2 separate regions of the Mus musculus genome follow, and region 2 is linked to region 1. The links are chromatin loops, found by intact Hi-C in ENCODE. Cell type or tissue: left cerebral cortex. All regions are shown on one strand. Each heading gives the region's core, and the rest is flanking DNA. Links, peaks and the distances in the headings are about the cores only.

Region 1 (9,227 bases), core at 305-8,304:
ATTGATCATTTGTACTTCCTGTACTGTGAGTGTCCATTTCACTAGTGCATTTATTTACTTATCTGTTCATTTTTTTAAAATTGTAAGACAGGGGTTTGTGTGCCTCAGGCCGAGATCTGCAACAGCTGCTTGATTTTCAACAAACATGCCCAAAATATGCACTATGGAAAAGACAGCATCTTCAACAAATGGTGCAGGATGTCAGCACGGAGAAGAATGAAGCTAGACCCTTATCACTCACCCTGCGTATAACTCCACTCCAAAAGGATCAAAAACTGTAAAATGACGTGAATCTCTGTTACTATTAGAGAGAAAAGCAAGACGTACACCTCAAGTTACGGGTATCAATAAGGACTTCCTGCACAGGCGTCACTCAGAAATAATATGGACAACAGACAAGTGAGATTTTGTGAAATGAAGGCTTGTGCGCAGCGAAGGAAACAGCTAATGGAGGTGGGGGTGGGGGTCAGCTCACAGATGGAGGAAATCTTCACTAGCTGCACACGGGACAGAGGAATGCTATCTAGACTACACAAAGGACTAGAGATCCTAAATAACAAGAAATCAAACGATAGGGTTAATGAACCAGTTAGTTGGGTGTAGTGGAATGCCACTACACACCTGTAAGCTGAGCATTTGGGAGGTAGAGGCAGGAGGATCAGATGTTCAAGGTCATCTTCAGGTATATATATCTTATACAAAGATAGCCCGAGATATTCCAGACCTTGTCTTACAATGAATGAATGAATGAATGAATGAATGAATGAGAGTGAATGAATGGATGAATGTGCTAATGAAATGGACAGACATTCTCAAAAGATGAAGTACAAATGATCAATTACTTGTATGAATGAAAATTATTCAAGCCGGGCGGTAGTGGTGCACGTCTTTAATCCTAGCACTTGGGAGGCAGAGGCAGGTAGATTTCTGATTTTTGGGCTATGCAGAGAAACCCTGTTTCGAAAATAAAAACAAAAACAAATAATAATAATAATAAAAAGAAAATTATTCAAACTTGTGCTAGCTTCAGCAGCACATACACTAAAATTGGAACGATACAGAGAAGATTAGCATGGCCCCCGTGCAAGGATGACATGCAAATTCATGATGTGTTCCATATTTTTAAAAAAAGAAAAAAATGTTCAAACTCCCTGGTAACCCGAGAAACACAAAATGACACTGAGATTCCATCTATGTCCAGTGAGAATGGCTGTTACTAAGAAGATAACAACAAATGTAGCCAAAGATGTGACCAAACAACGTTTATGACCTGCTATTGGGGATACGATTCCAGCCAGGGCACTGGAATTCAGCCTGGAGGGTCCTCCAAAAACTAAAAGCAGATCTGTCCTGCAATCCGGCTGTATCACTTCTGAGTATTTACCCAGGGAACTCCAGGTCACCACACTTGCACATCCATGTTTATTACAACAACACTTACAAAAGCTAGTTGTGGAAACAACCTAGGCACCCATCAACAGAGGGATGGGTAAAGAAAATGTGCTGTAGGCATACAGAAGGGATATATTTTTTATTTTTTATTAGATATTTTCTTTATATACATTTCAAATGCTATCCCGAAAGTTCCCTATACCCCCCCTCCGCCCTGCTCCCCTACCCACACACTCCCGCTTCTTGGCCCTGGTGTTCCCCTGTATTGGGGTATATATAGTTTGCAATACCAAGGGGCTTCTCTTCCCAATGATGGCCGACTAGGCCATCTTCTGCTACATATGCAGCTAGAGATACGAGCTCTGGGGGTACTGGTTAGTTCATATTGTTGTTGCACCTATAGGGTTGCAGACCCCTTCAGCTTCTTGGATGCTTTCTCTAGCTTCTCCACTAGGAGCCCTGTGTTTCATCTTATAGATGACTGTGAGCATCCACTTCTGTATTTGCCAGGCACTGGCCAGAAAGGATATATTTTTAGCCATAAATTCTTTAGCCATAAAGAGTGAAGTCATATCATTTACAGGAGAATGGATGTGTCTAGCGGCAATATAAGGCGGTCTCAGAAAGGTGGATATTGTATTTTCTCTTATTGCAGTTCCTAGATTTTATGTGGGCATATAAAGTCATGTGTACATATATTATATGAAGTGAAACCATCAGGGGAGAAGGTAATTAACAGGACAGCAGAGAGTTAAGAAGAGGGACCAGTGAGGAGGGAGAGTAGGCCCATGGAAGGATACAGTGTGTGTAAGTGTCCTTATGTAACCAGTGCCATGTAAGTTAGTATACACAGATGAAATAAAATATATTAAAAACACATATCTCAATACCGGTAACTTCAGAAATTCATTTTAGGATTGTAAGCATGATACCATTTTGCTGTAAAGAGAATTCAAATCTTTTGTAGGTGTATTTGAAGACAGGAGTGCATTAATTTCTTTGATGTCTGGAGTTTGCTTCAGAGTTACATAGAAGGGGCAAGGTGAGGGTGAGGGCAGGCTGGAGACTGCCTGCCTGTCATCCGGTAGCTGTCACAGTTGGGTGATGAATCTAAGGAGTTCTTGTCATTTCTTGTCATTTGCATATTGAAGCTTTCTGAGATGTATAATTTGAGAAACTAAGGAACTATATACATTTAGAACGTTGTGCTCATTGGCTTTCTTCTTGTTGTGACAACGTAACTACTACAACCGACCTAAAGGAGGAAAGATTGATTTTGGCTTATAGTTTCCATACTTGGGCAGAACCGCATGGTGACAGGAGGTCTGGATGGGGAGGCTGCTCCCCTCGTGGCAGATGGGAAGGGGGGGTAGAGACAAGGTGTATAACCTTTAAAGCACAGCCTGTAGTCACCTACTTCCTCCAACGAGGCCCCACATCATAACATTTCCCCCAAAGAGGCCACACATGGGGACTAAGTAGTAATCACAGGAGCCTGGGAGGGTGTTTCATTCCCAAACCACAGCAAACCTTCCGTTTATCATCCAAGACTGAATGCATGTGGAGACTCAGATGTAAGAAGATAAAGAACAGTGGTAGACAATCTGTGATGTTTTAGCATGGAAGTTAATGTTTCCTCTAGCTGGTTCTTCATAGAGAGGTTCCTACATCATGAACATAAACACTACTATCTTGTTAGATGCCTCGGGAAACCAACTCCAAAAGGCGAGAGGTACGGTTTTGAGGGGAGGGAGGGCTTTTGTGACCAGCCTTAGTGAGGAATGTAATAAATAGGACTGGGCAGAGGAGGTTTGGCTGTGATGTAGTTAGTCTACGAGTCTCAATCACCACCTCACCAAACCCTGGGGAGTGCGAGACAGGGAAGAGGACCTCAGTTAGGTTTCACTTGAAATACAGAGCTGGGCCTTTATTCTTTTTTTTTTTTCTGGTAAATCAGTATTTATTTGCCACGCTACAATATAAGTATACAAATCTAACACACACTTAGCAAAATATCCAAAGGAAGCACGGATCGACTGTGCATTTAGCACTTGAATCTTAGGTCCCAGAGAAACACAGTTCATAATCCAGATAAGCATTTCAAACTCTTCTTCTCATCGATGTGCCTGTTACATGTTCACACAGAGAGGGTGAGTGCCACAGGCAGTGTAGACAGGGAGATGGAACGGTTCTTTGGTGTCTCGAGATGTGACTCTGCTTAGGATGGTCTCATGGCCTTGGCTCAGGACTTGTCTGATGGGATGGCAGGATCTGTTATCTTCTCTCCTCCCTCCATCAAAGGACTCTGAGATTCCTTGCCAGACAGCTCCTGAGGGGCAGCCATGGGGGCTGGGACAAGCCAGCCCTCAGCAGGGAAGGCAAAGCCTCCTGGTTGGCCATGCTGTAGAAGGCTGTATACCATGGCAGTCAGAGACTCTGAGAGCTGTCTGAGCTGAGAGAGCTGCTCAGGGGTGAGCAGGGAGCCAAGCTTCTGGGCCTGCATCTGGACTGTGTCTCTATAAATCTCCTCAGACTTCCCCCGCAGAAAGCTCACCAGGCTCTTCCGAATGGGTGGTGGGTCTGTATCCTGAGGTTCTGGGCAATGGGCTAATCCATCCTGGTGACCATTGGCTTTTGGCTCAGTCTTCTTTACTGAAGTCTTGTGTCTCTTTTTCCCATGCAAGCTGCCCTCATTTCCTATTCTGACCAGGCTGGAGTCCTTGGAAGAGCGTCTTCTTTTCCTGGGTGTTTCCACCATCTGAGCTGATTCTTCAGTGTGCTTTCTGGAATTGCTGTCTGATTGGCTGGACCTCTGCTCATTTTTACTTGGTTCTGATCCTAATGTCCTGACAGAGGTGGTCTGTGGTCCAGTGGGGAGGTCCAGCAGTTGACAGGAAGGGCCTGGATGGGGTGTTTCTGAATCCATGCTCAGGTTGAACTGAAAGGCTTTCTCTTCTTCCAGCTTGTTGTCTGGCTAATCCAACAGTGGTTGCTTGTGAACAAAATATCCAAGAGTCCAGTAGTTGTTTATTTCACAAGGCTGGATGTCTAAGGTGGTCTTCACTATATGCTGGAATCCCAATCAAGTCTGATGCAAGGCCAGTGGGGGAAGATACTGGCTAGCAAGGGGAGAACAAGCCGGCAAAGACAGAGGCTTCCATCTTTCATGTTCTTTATAAGGCCTCTAGCAGAAGGCATGGCCTGGATTATAGGTGGGTCTTCCCAAAGATCTGGATTAAAGGTGTGTGTTCCCAGTTTAGAGATTCAAAATAGAAGCAGGCCTTCCAACTCTGGGCCTTTAATTCCTGGAACCACTCTCCCATGTGTCTTGCTTCAAGCTCCCATTCATTTTTCAAGGCTAAACTCAAATGTTCCTGTATAAGCAAACTGTGTTAAGACCCTCAGCCTCAGTCAGATTAAATTCCTTCCTCTAGGGGTGAAACAAGGAACTAGGAACAGTTAGTACTCACAGTGTGGTTTCTGTTAATTCACCATGCACCTATCCAGCGGCTACTATTATTATTTCAATTTGCAGATGAGAAAATTGAGCTAAGAGAAATTAAGAAATCGCCCAACTAATGTTACTGATCTCCAGGTTGATTTTACCTGTAGATGGGGAGCCCATGTTTTTGGTCATGGTTATGCCATACTGCCCCCTAGCTACTGCTTTTATCTTTGTAGTACCTTGACTCTTTAAGGAAACAGTAATAAACAGGTTGAATCTCTTCTTGCTTTGGGGGACTCATCCACAGATTAGGCCAGGCTTATTCAGCCATACTCTCAATGGTTGCATGAAGAATATCCTGTGGAAGTATTTTTTTCCCTCAACCCTATCTCAATACTAGGGATTGAACTAAAGGCCTCACACATTCTAGGGTATGGGTTAGCCTACCACAGAAGTCTTTAAGTCACTGCTCCTTCCTCTTTGAAGATACCTAGGAAATGTTAAGCCTTGTGACTCTCTGTCCTGATGTATCTGAGTTTAGGGTTAACCTCCATGTCTTCTTTGTCCAGTCCCATTATCAACTCTACTAAGCCAATTACCAAGCTCTCTGGAACACCCCCCCTCCCCCCCCCGTTTTCTACAGCTCTTAATGCCCTGGGAGGATGTATGTGTGTGCCTTTAATGAACTCTTCCCCACTCCAGGCCTCCAGAGCCCCTGTCCCACTCTCCATTTGTGTGGCTTTTAAATAAATAAAAAATACAACATAAAAAAATGAACAACAGCCGGGCATGGTGGCGCACGCCTTTAATCCCAGCACTTGGGAGGCAGAGGCAGGTGGATTTCTGAGTTCGAGGCCAGCCTGGTCTATAGAGTGAGTTCCAGGACAGCCAGGGCTATACAGAGAAACCCTGTCTAGAAAAAAACAAACAAAGAGCAACAATCCCCTAGCCCAAGTTGGCAACAAACAGTAGCACATCAAGAGCATTTGCAGTGAGTTAGGAGATCCAAGTTACAGGTCTAGATCATTATACAACATTAGTTTGACAAAAATATGGAGACTGCCTATCGGGTGCCAGGTACAATGATGGTACCATGTTTAGAGACAGGGGGCATCGTCTGTCTCAAAAACAGGGACTGAATTCTAAAGTTCAGCGTTACTTCCCTAGGTCCTGGAGCACAACAAGGCTTAAAGAGGCCCGCTATCTGGGCTGGTGAGATGGCTCAGTGGGTAAGAGCACCCGACTGCTCTTCCGAAGGTCCAGAGTTCAAATCCCAGCAACCACATGGTGGCTCACAACCATCCATAACGAGATCTGACTCCCTCTTCTGGAGTGTCTGAAGACAGCTATAGTGTACTTACAAATAATCAATAAATAAATCTTTAAAAAAAAAAAAAAAAAAAGGCCCGCTATCGCCCGTAGATCAAAATCAAATTTAATTTTGCTATGTCCTATTTCTTTTTTCTGTAATATTCCCCGGACAATCTCTTTACCTGGAAAGGATGCCAGCACTTTAAGACGTTCCAGAAAAGGGTTCAGAAACAGTCTGTATAAGCTCTGTTACGTTGCTGCCGTGACTCTCAGCTCTCTCTCAGTGGTCCAATGGGTGGTTGTCCTCATTTGTTGGGTCTTTCCCAGGTCTGCTGTGGCTTTGCTGCACATGTTTTCCATTCTGGGTCTGCTGCAGATGGAACAGCCTTTACCCTGAGCAGCAATGGTCATCAGGACAGCTAGGAATGGACAGCATAATTTGGCACACTGACTGGAGGCTTGTCTCATACAGATATTCCTAATCTATTAGGTGATACAGGTCACAAGGTCAATTCTGCTCTCAGTGGGAAGATCTAACCCAACCTTGAGAGGTACCCTAAGCATTTGGGAATGGTAATATAGTCAATTATACTGTCTCTGTGGTACTCACCCGCTAAGACGTCTTCTTGCAGTGGCTAGCCCCAGGAGGTTGCAATTTTCATATCAGTAGAAACAATGCCTGTGGGGTTGGAGAGTCTTTTGAAAATGGGCAGAACAGCCGACCATAGTGGCGCACGCCTTTAAGTTCAAGGCCAGCCTGGTCTACAGAGTGAGTTCCAGGACAGCCAGGGCTACACAGAGAAACCCTGTCTCAAAAAACAAAAAACAAAACAAAACAACCCCCCCCCCAAAAAAAAAAGAAAATGGGCAGAACAAATGCTAAGCATCAAGTGGTTCTGGGTTCAAATCCTGACTCTGCTGGCTCTTCTTCAAAATTGAGAGGGACACCTCCTAGTTTTGTGGTAAAGATTAAATAAAGTCTCACAAAGGGTCGATTATGCGGTCCATGAAGAATATTCAATAGGTTATCAGTACGCCTTTATCACTCTCCTCCAGCACAGGAGCTTCCCAAAGGGTCCCACTTAGTTCATTCAACACAAAATCAGCCAACGATGTTATACCTCAGAGCTAATAATTTAACTTCCAAATTTGCACCCAGAGGATCAAGTTATACTACCTGGTTGCCATTTCTCTGCTATGCAGGTTCCATTCATTTTAACACTCCCTAAAATCTGAGTCATTGATGGAGAGGAGATCCCCCTTGAACAGCCACTGACTGACTCTTCCGAGGGCCAACATTTCATCTACGCGATTGCTTACCTCTAATGTAAATACTTCATTCAGGCGGCTCATTGGCTTATGTTTGCTCAGCTGTCTTGGTGCCTTTGTGTCTCTCATTATGTTTTTAATTAGCTCAGTTGATTCTGAGAGTGGAGGTGAGCCAAGGTTTGAAGCAAGTTACAAGGAACAGAGAAGGATTTGTGTGTGCGTGTGTGTATATGTGTGTGTGTGTCTGTGCACATTTGCTATCAGATTAGCAAATAAATTATTTTGGCTATTACTGGTGGTGGTGGACTTGAGTCCAAGATGGCCCTTTCTACAGAAACTGCTTGGCTCCTATAGGATGTGAAAACTAACTTTTGTTTTACCAATAGTCAGAAACTAAAGCCAAGCTATCAGAGGGAAGAATTCAGTTTAAGGAGAGTTTACATAGAGCAATGTGGTCTAGCTCCAGGCGATAGTTATTGCCATTAGCCATGAGTATTTAATGACCTTTTATAAGACTCCTATTTCTGTAGCTTGCCTCTTCTTCTATCTACCCAACCTTTCCCACTTTTGTACAAGGTGTTCTCACCCCACTTGAGTTTTTCTTTATTCCCAAGCTTGCCACTGTCTCTAGATAGCACACTTCTGCTCATTTATTGCCTGAACCCCACCCTTACCTTTCGAGGGGGAAGTTTCCTTTGTCTCTCCAGGCCTACAGCTTCCTGCACCCAATTGAACAGTTTGCCTCATCCCTGTTTCCATGGCACACATACTAGTCTCTGCTGACTTGCATTGAACGAACTGTTTATCTATTCAGGCTTAACTCCTTGATATTTAACGCAATGCCTGGAGTGAGTAGGCACTTGATAAATGACTGCTGACCGCTCTTTAAGTATGCAGAGTGACTAATACTCAAGTGTTGTCATTAAGCAGCTGTAAGCAGTATTAAGAGCTTCCCAGTGGCCACTGTGTAACTTTTTACATTTTACATCTAATACAAGGAATTATGTGTTAGATAAAGATAACCAGGAAATTTGGAAGGCTCTTCAAGAGCTGGAAATGAGAAGGCCTTGCATCACGTTTCTCCCTTCTCCCTCTTGCAAATCTTGGCTCATTTTAAACCTATTTCCCATTTCCCCGAGCCTTTTGTAACAAACAGAGAAAAGGATCAGAAGGAATCTTTCTGTCTAAGTGGCTGTGGAGTCCCACTTGTCAAACACCCTGTCAATCTGTGCTCAATGCTTGGTTTGTAGGGTTCTCACAGCTAGGCAATGGACTGTGTCCTTTTCAGGGAATTTACAATCCACATGAAGCTGGAGAAAGACTAAAAACAATAAACAGCAACACCTTCATCTCTCTGAATCACAATCTGTCTCAATAATCTGTCCCTAGGCTTACCACCTTTTCTCTGAGAGCTGGCCTGCTCCACCCTTCCTTCCCAACCTATCTGTATCTCCCAAGACAGCAAACCACTCTTTCCTATGGGAACTCTCCACCACATATATAGTGAACAGCTGTCTGTGGGGGCTTTGGCTCGATGACGCCTGTGCACAAACTCTTTGGCTAGGTCTCTGTGATTAAAATCTCCAGCTCATAGATACAGTAACAGAGATGGAGAGAAACTAAATTTGATATAGGCAACACATGAAGTTAAGGGATAATAGATTTGTACTTAGGTCTGTCCTTCCAACCTTGGTTTTAAACTTTTCTTCCTTGCAAGGTCCCAGAACCTTTCTTGTTGCTATGGCCATTGCAATCGTGTGTGTGTGTGCTCATGCGCGTGCATGCCTGTGTGTACTTTTCCACCTGTTAA
Region 2 (9,227 bases), core at 407-8,406, 240 kb before region 1:
CCTGTGCCACATACTAGGCAAATATGCTGAGTGTTCTAATAAACCTCTCAAACTTTTCGTGGATGCCTATCATTCAAACTCTAGCTCCCTACAATTACCAGCGAGGTTCTTAAAAGCAAACCATCCATGGTGGTGCCAGGAATTGACAAACACCAAGTAACCTAGGAAGTGCTTTTTTACACACATTACTGCCTTAAATAGTACCTACTTAAGTTGAAGATTATTCTCAACAAATTGCCCCACATCTTATTAGAACTATAATTCCAAGCCTTGAAGCTTACCCTAAAATCACAAATCCCACTTAATTCCTTACTTGTTTTCTAGGCAGACTTATTTCTCAGACAGGACCGTAGGGTTCAGACAAGCCTGAAGGACATCTAACGCCAGCGAGCCTCACTGTAAGGAACACAAGGAACTCACTGCTCTTTCTACAACATTTTAAGAGCAAATGATTCTACCTGGCAAAAAGAGGGAAAGAACAACAACTCAAGGATTTGGTTCCAAGTTAGTGACTATGTAAGTTGACTTCAGTCATCTTAAAATGATTAATTAATGCACTTGTGTGCAAGCCGAGAGCCCCAGCATTCGGTCAACTTCTGCAAGTCCCTTCCTTACACAGTCAAGGAGTCCTCAGGCCTTCTTGTGCAACACCAATTTTAATAGATACATGTTAAGAGACTTCTGAGATAGAAACAGAATGACTTTAAAAGCCCAAGAAATTTTGGTCAAAACCTTTCCAATCTACAAAATATTCACTTTTACCAAGGACACTGTAACAAAGTACTTTAAGCTTTGCCAGTATTATAATATACACTCAGCTAAATTTTTTTGGAATGTAAAAATGTATTACTACGATAACTATTTATGCTTCTGATCTTGCTTTCTCACAGGGGCAAGAGAGATGCACTAGCCACTTAAACTGGACTCTAGGAACGCCGCCACTGCATCATCCTTTGGGCCAAACCAACAATCACTGGGCAAAAGCTGTCATTTCCTTGCTGCTCTTGATGAGCTGGACGCAAAATTGCGTTGGCATTTAAAAGCACCTTCTAAGGGGTTGGTCTTCATGGCCGTGCCCAAGTGGGCTTTCTTGTATTGTTTAATGTGCCACCTTTGGTCCTGTTGGTGACTAAAGAGCATGAAAATCAAGACACTAGCCCATCCCACCAGAGTGGATCTTCAGCTAAGCAGTAAAGCACACAGAGAAACCCTGTCTCAAAAACCAAAACCCATTTACATATAATAAAAATAAATAAATCTTTAAAAAAAAAGGGGGGGGGGGCTGGTGAGATGGCTCAGTTGGTAAGAGCACCAGACTTCTCTTCCAAAGGTCTGAAGTTCAAATCCCAGCAACCACATGGTGGCTCACAACCATCCGTAATGAGATCTGACCCCCTCTTCTGGAGTGTTTGAAGACAGCTACAGTGTACTTACATATAATAAAAATAAATAAATCTTAAAAAAAACAAAAAACAAAAAAAAAAACCAAAAACCCAAACAACCAATGGGCTGGATGGAGATGGCTCAGTGGTTAAGAGCACTGACTGCTCTTCCAGATGTCCTGAGTTCAAATCCCAGCAACCACATGGTGGCTCACAACCATCTGTAATGGGATCTGATGCCCTCTTCTGAAGATAGCCACAGTGCAAAAGTAATTAAGTCCCCCCCCCCAAAAAAATCCAACCAAGGTGACACCACTAGGTCTGGTGGCACACATCTATAATCTCACCAACTCCCTGAAAAGACACATTTCCTTATTACCTCAAAACTCAAAAAGTCGGAAGAGGTCCAATATTTTCTCCTTTAATTCCTCAACTGCATTTCACTCTTAGCATGGGACAGTAAACAAGTTTTTACTTCGCAAAGCTGACTGACTTGCGCACACTAAACCAGAATTCATGGCAACTCCCGGCCTTTTGGAATACAATAAAAGGTAGGCAACCTGTCACACCTGAGGACTAGTGTCAAGAAACAAAGACTCCAGTGTAGGTCACGTACAAAGTCTTTAAATAGCTAAGAATAGTCAGTCACCCTAAGAAATTACCTAACCATGTGGACAAGCTCCAAACTGAAAATGGCTAGGATCTATTTTCAGAGTACAACACAACAGTTGTTGAACAAATACTCCAGAAGAGTAAGTTCAAATCCTGCTCCTACTACTTCCTGTTTTAGGACAAATCATTCAAACTTGTGTTTCCATGGAACAGTACTTAAGTCTCCAAGGTTTTAAAATCTTAATCACTTAACAAACCTTGAATAAATACTGTTCACACAATTGTTAATTTGCAGTAACTACTTAACATACAGTAAAACCCCAAGAGGGAGGGTCCCCAAAGGAAGACTAACACTGATAGTATTAAGTTTTAAAGACATAAAGCTTTTATTTTAGACCATGGGTGAAAAGGTCTATGCTATGCACATAGGCCAATGAAGATGGCTTCACCTGGAGAAAATGCTTCCAGGGCAAGCCTGACAACAGAGTCCACGCCCCCACAAAGCATGTAAAATTCAGACGCAAGTCTGTCTTCTGACCTGTACACAAGTGTTTATAGCACAGATATGCCCTCACACACAAACATGCATGCAACCTTTTAAGTAACAGACTGGTTCAAAGAAAAAGATAAAAAAGGAAGGATTTCTATGTAAAGGCTGAGATGACAAGCCGAACCTCTGTGGTGTTCTGAATGCCTAATCCCATCACTGAGCCACAATCCCAACCCTGACTTTTGCCACCATATAAGATACATACATCCCATTGATTTTTTTTTTTTTTTGGTTTTTGCAGACAGTGTTTCTCTGTCTAGCCCTGGCTGTCCTGGAACTCACTCTGTAGACCAGGCTGGCCTCGAACTCAGAAATCCGCCTGCCTCTGCCTCCCAAGTGCTGGGATTAAAGGCATGCGCCACCACACCCGGCTGAAAAATGTTCTTGATTCATGCTTTTCTCCTATCAAGTGTTTCAGGATTAAGAACCATTCTCTACATCTAATAAACTGAACGTTATTTGCAGAAGGTATGCAAATAGATTAAGTTACATGTTTTTTTTTCTCAACACAGTATACAAAAGTGATAAAACAAATGATTTTTTTAAATTCCTAGATTATAATGCCTCTATGGTTCTTTTTGTTGTTTTTTGAAACAGGGTCTCCCTGAGTGCAGGGATTAAAGGCATGTACCACCACCTCAGGCATTTAATGTTATGAAGGCAGTGAGGGCAGTGTCTTACCCAGGCTGTCTTTCAACTCACTCAAGTAGCAGAGCACGACTCACGGGATTACATGCATGCATCACCATGCTTTCTTAATGCAGTGCTATGGCTCAAACCCAGAGCTTTAGGAACACTAGACACTCTATACTAAAGTCAAAGGAGTTAAATCCACAGTCCCTTTATTTGAAAAATTTACAATAAAACCAGCATTTGAAAATAAAAGCCTGCTGGGCAGTGGTGGCCCACGCCTTTAATCCCAGCACTTGGGAGGCAGAGGCAGGCAGATTTCTAAATTCCGAGGCCAGCCTGGTCTACAAAAAGTGAGTTCCGGGGCCAGGCGTGGTGGTGCACGCCTTTAATCCCAGCACTCGGGAGGCAGAGGCAGGCGGATTTCTGAGTTCAAGGCCAGCCTGGTCTAGAGAGTGAGGTCCAGGACAGCCAGGGCTACACAGAGAAACCCTGTCTCAACCCCCTCCAATCCCCCCCCCCCAAAAAAACAAAAGAAAAGCCTTAGGACAAAGATTTCTGACCAAGTTGTAAGAATTCACCAGTCAACAAACCTCTCTCTAAAGGCAGAAATGAAATCTTCCACGTAGTTTATAAAATAGCTAAAGAACCTAGAATATATAATCCAGAATTCAGTGCATTGCAATAACTGAATCTCCCATTTTACACAGGTTGACCACCTCTGGAGTCAAGTTATTTCCACTGTTTCATACCCTATACTTTTCCTAACTAGGACAAACCTTTAGCTCACAGGAACCAGAATTTACAGTGTATCTCATTTAAAAACCACAGCATTAACATAATGGCCTGCTTAGAAACAAAGCACAGTTTAAGCAGTTAAATAGTAATTGAGGTTAAGGCAGTCTAACAAAGAGTCATCAAAAGCCAATTTACATTTAACTTGTCCGGAAGGATGATCAACAAAGTTGATGGTAAGTGCTGTAACCTACATAATGTACAATGTAAAACTGAGGTATACACATCTTAGATAGACACTACTTCAAAAAAATGTGACAAGCCCAGACAAATATTAAAATGTATTAAACACATACAAAAACCACAATTTGCCTAACTGGAAGGGCTGCTAAGGAGGGCTAGCTAGTTATAATGGACTGAGGGTTAAAATTGTCCTCTGGAAGGTGAGAGCAGACTATTCTCCGCATCACCTGGGACCATCAGGATGAACATTTTAACCCAACCAGGAATAAGGACCACTTTAAAAGCCACCAGGACGTCAACCCCACAAGCACCAAAGCCTTACATTTTTTTTTCTTTGCTCACTAGTAACCCGGGGGGGGGGGGGGGGGGGAAGGAACCCAGGACACATGGTCAGAAAGGCAAACTGCCCGTGACAGGAGAAATCCTAGAGTCTGGAAAAACAAAATGTTTCCCTCTAATTGCAACTGTAGAGAACAGTCCATTAAGTGATTGTAATCGCTTTTGCTTGAGTGTTTCCACGACTGTGTGGGGTTCATCAGTGAATGTTTTTCATCACTCCGTTATTTTAAAAGCCTATAGCTGCCCATTCACGAGCACTGTGCCACTCTGTAGCGCTCTCTTCACCATCTACTTATTTAACGCCTTCTAAGCGAGCATGTAAGAGAAAATGCTGAAATGGCGCCAAGTATCACAGCTGTACGGCCAGGATTGCTGCTGGCACTCGCGGGGCTCTACACCCATGCAACTGCACTAGCCTTGGCAGCCATCTTGAAAAAGATGCCGGGCTCACAAGGGAGCCCAGAGTGCAGGCAGCGCCTGCACTTACCACCGCCGTCTACAAACCCTTCTCTGGATCTATGAAGGTATAGTTTACAACTCTAAGCCAAATACAACGAAGGCTAAGTTCCCAAGGACTTATGGCCACTCCAGCAAGCTATAACAAAAATTGATTTGATCAGCATGATTCCCTGACAAGGAAGTAAGAGAAATAAAAAATGAGGAAGAACCATTTCCTTTCAGATACGTTACTCGTCGTTTGGACAAATAAGAAGAGCCCTCTTTGGCTACAGAAGGTCTATAGGAAAAATGTGCTCGAGGTACTAAATGGACTGAATATTCGAGTAGTCTAAACAAAGGCAACATAACCTTACAGTACAGATAACATCTCAGGCAACTGACATGTCAAATCCCGTTCCCCGAGAGGTTAACAAGGTGAAAGATCACCTGTATGTTAATTAGCGGGTCACATTCTTACATAGCAATTTCAAAGCAGAAAGGGATGTCAAGGTTAAAAGCGTGCTTAGCCTGGAGTTGCCTCAGTTTGATGCAAGGTAACTGTTAAGGCATGGCTCATGCGACGCGCCTGCCTTGACCTGCTTTGTGCCAAAGCTTTTTGAGGCTAGCTCAAGATCGGTACTTAACAGCAACACAAAGCGAGTCTACAGACCCGCTAATCCCGTCACCCAAGGAAGAAACACAGGGTCCCAATCCCCCACCCTGTCATGCCCGCGGTGGCTCTGGCCCATGCAGGAGGCGGACGCGAGCTTTCCACCCCGGCATCTCACCTGTTGATGAAACCGTATCCGTTCCTTACATTGAACCATTTGACTGTTCCCAAAACCTTCGTTGCTGGAAAACAAAGCACAACAACGTCCAATCACCGGCTGGCCCTGGAAGTCGGTCCAGGATCTAGCCGCAGGCCCGGGCCGCCGCCCTCGCCGCACACGTGGGTGCGCCGGGTAGCGCGGGTCCGAGGTGGGTGTGCGCCCGGGAGGCGAGCACGTGAGGGCCGGGGAAGCAGCCCGCGCTCCTCCGGCTGCGTAGGCGGCGGGGCGGGGACCCCAGCACGAGGCCCCGGGGCGGGTGGGCGCGGGGGAGGGGCGGCGGCGGCCGGAGCAGCGGCGGGATCCCGGTGTGCGCGCGCCGCGGGCCTCGGGGGGGAGGGGCGGCCGCGTAGTCCGTGGCTCGGGCCGCGTCGCCTAACGGTCCGGCCCGCGGCCCCATCCCCGGTCCCTTCTGGCGCTCACCGATGACCTTCTTGTCCCCGCCGGCGGGCGCCGCCGATGTGAGGCCACCCGGGCCGCCACTACCCGCGCCGCTGCCCGTGGAGCCGGGCTTGGTGTCGGCGGCGCTGAGGGCGGCGGCGGGGGCGGCGGGCGGCTGCTGGGTCTCGGCCTCGCTGCTCATGGTTGCGGTGATGGTGACTGGGGCCGGCGGCGACGGCTGCGGCTCCTCCCGGGTGTGATGGTGACTAGGCCGGCGGCGGCGGTGGGGCTCTCAGGGCTCTCTGGGGTCCGCTCTCCGCTCCCGCTACCGATCGAACTAGCGAGAATGGCGGGACGGGCGGGATAAGCCCCGCGATAGACCCGCCCTCGTCCTCCCCCATTGGTCCGCATCGTTGTCCATCTCACCACCTGACCGGGTCTCTAGCGCCTATTGGCTCACGCTCCGCGGCTCCTGCGCTCTCATTGGTATCTTTAGCGACTAATTCGCCCGACCCACAGCTTCTCAGGCCTCCGCCGCCATAGAGACCGGAACTAGAATGAGAGCCTCGGCCGTGAGCACCATAGAGTACCGGGAGGACGCGCAGAGGGAACGTTCCCAGATGGGGCTGCGCTCGTCGCGCACGTGGGCCGCGATCGCCGGGCCTACTCCGGCCTCCTAGAAGGGGCTCCTTCCCACGGCTGGGTGAACGCCGGGGCCTCCTTAATGGGTCAGGCTTTTGGTGATCCAGTCACCTTGGAGGGACCACGCAGGCGCTGGAGCTGCCACGACTCAGCGTGTTCAGGGCGGGGGTGATCGTTTCCCCCGGCGTCCGAGGAAATGTATTTCATACTGGCCACAAATCAGATTTAATTTCGCCTCACATTTATTGGATGTTAGGGTTTTTGACTTTATAAACTAAGCACTGTAGACAAGGATTGCTATCCTTGTTTTTATACACTGTAAAACACACGCTGCCTTCTTTCTGAAGCCCTCCGCCTACCTTCATTCATTCTTTATTACGCATCTACTATTGACTGGGGATTGAAGTAGTTTGCCAGTTAGTTTCTGCTTTCTGATGGTGGAATTTTAAACGCCCACCACTTCTTGGTTGGGTGAGCACAGCGTTTGGGGAGTGGGAGCAGGAAGAGTTGGGTGGTGACATTTCAGGCAAAGGTAGGTTTGTGCAAAGGCCTAGAAAAGATAGGGTCTCACGGAGACTGCAAATAAAGGAAACCAATCGAAGTAGGAATCAGAGGTGGGCAGAGGTGTTTTTAACCTGAGATTCTTCCCCTGATCACCGGTGAGCAGTGTAGCTTTCGCGGTGTAAGTAAGGAGTAGCATCGTTAAAGAAAGAAAAGGCTGCTGCTTGGAGAAGGGGCTGCAGAGAGAGAAGGGATGGGAGTGGGGGAAACAAGAGGACCTGAGATGGCTCTGTGTGTAAAGGCACTTGGCCAAACCTGAGTTCTTGCCTTCAGCTCCACATAATGGAAAGAGAAAGATAGCCTCTTCCTGTAAGCTGTAGCTTGACCTCCCCACGAGCACTGTGGCATACTCCTAGCTCCCAGTAAATAAAAGCATGAACTAGAAATACAAAAAGAACGCTAAATCCGACGGGCTGTGGTGGCGCTCGCCTTTAATTCCAGCACTTGGCAGGCAGAGGCAGGCGGATTTCTGAGTTCGAGGCCAGGCTAGTCTGCAAAGTGAGTTCAGGGACAGCCAGGAGAAACCCTGTCTCATTCCCCCCCCCACCACCACCACCACCACCAAGACCAGGGCTGGAGAGATGGCTCTGTGGAGATGGCTCTGTGGCTCTGTGGTTAGATCACTTGCAGTCCTGATGTTAAGACTGGAGTTTAGATACCCAGAATAAATGCTGAGTGGGCATGGCAGCCCTCTCTTGGGATTTCAGCCTGGATCCCCAGAACAAGCTCGCCTGCAATACTACTATCATCCAGCCTTGGGTTTGATTGAGAGACTGCCTCCATGAATAAGGTGGAATAGCAAAGGGAAACAATTCTGGACATCAGCCTTGGGCGTCCACACACACGCACACACACACATGAATGTGCGTGTGCACACCATATACAAGAAATGTGGAAAGAAAAAAAATTTTTTTTCCGAGACAGGGTTTCTCTGTGCAGCCCTGGCTGTCCTGGAACTCAGTCTGTAGACCAGGCTGGCCTTAAACTCAGAAATCCGCCTGCCTCTGCCTCCCAAGTGCTGGGATGAAAGGCCTGCGCCACCATGCCCAGCTGAAAGGAATAAACGTTAACTGCTGTGGAGAGATAGTAGCAATTCTGTCCAATCTGTCTTTGCTGCTTAGGAGTGTTCTATGTCCTCATCTGTCTGCCCTCTTGCTTTGAAGGTGAAGCATTAGGATGCACTGATGCAAGCACCTTTAATCCCAGCATACAGAAGGCAGAGGCAGGTGGATCACTTAGTTCCAGGACAACCTGGTCTACAGAGTGCCAGGACAACCAGGGCTACACAGAGAAATCATCTCAGAAAAAAAGAAACAACAAAAAAATCACCCCAGGATGGACAGGCCCTCCCCCAACACCAGGCGAATCTCCTCACAATTCTGGTTTTTGCTTTTAAGGAATGCAAGGTAATAAATCCCAGGAATGTCCTTTGCAAAAAAGCTTCTCCTTTGTCCCCCTCTCCTCAGGCTCAGCTTTGGAAACACACCCTGACGCACCCTGGCATCCTCCCTAACCCCGATCAATACATGAGCATTTTCATCACAGTCCAAGGTGTAGGTTTTTTGAGACAAGAGTCTCACTGTGTAGCTCTGGGTGGCCTGGAACTATGCAGACCAGCTGTCTTCAAACTCAGAGACACACTTGCCTCTGCTTCCCAAGTGCCTGGTGCCTTCAAAATTTTAGTATTTTTGTGTATATGGTGTGCATGTGTATATGGTGTGCCTGTGTTTCTGTGTGTGGGTCCCAGATGTCGGTCCTCACTTTCCTGATGCTGAGACAGCTTCTCTCATGCTGCATATTTCAGGTTAGCTGGCTGGCACGCTTCCCTGAATTCTGTTTCAGCTTCCCATCTTGCTGCTCATGCACTGGGATTATAAACACATCTGG

Evidence for each region. Peaks named below come from ENCODE experiments on the same cell type or tissue, not always from the same donor. Only the 100,000 strongest peaks of a DNase experiment are listed, where the experiment ranks them.
Region 2: a loop joins it to region 1, with 2.1 times the contacts of the local background. A loop is called at or near these places in 2 of 42 quality-filtered maps.

What each region holds. Positions count from the first base shown.
Region 1 is chr4:119,526,983-119,536,209 of GRCm38, forward strand. It overlaps Frg2f1 (FSHD region gene 2 family member 1), which reads right to left. Exons shown (of 4, transcript NM_001004178.1): 2 at 6,759-6,827; 3 at 6,331-6,567; 4 at 3,326-4,766. The coding sequence starts at 4,318. The coding sequence ends at 3,635. It also overlaps the pseudogene Rnu6-ps2. Among named protein-coding and RNA genes, the nearest start is that of Frg2f1, 7.2 kb to the right of the region's middle. In left cerebral cortex, for the core only: a CTCF peak has its summit at 5,049; a DNase peak (open chromatin) is centred at 5,043.
Region 2 is chr4:119,288,025-119,297,251 of GRCm38, forward strand. It overlaps Ybx1 (Y box protein 1), which reads right to left and starts at 6,489. Exons shown (of 8, transcript NM_011732.2): 1 at 6,180-6,489; 2 at 5,718-5,781. The coding sequence starts at 6,339. In left cerebral cortex, for the core only: no CTCF peak of the experiment used is centred there; DNase peaks (open chromatin) are centred at 4,883, 5,583, 6,601 and 7,197; H3K4me3 peaks cover 3,609 bases; H3K27ac peaks cover 2,375 bases.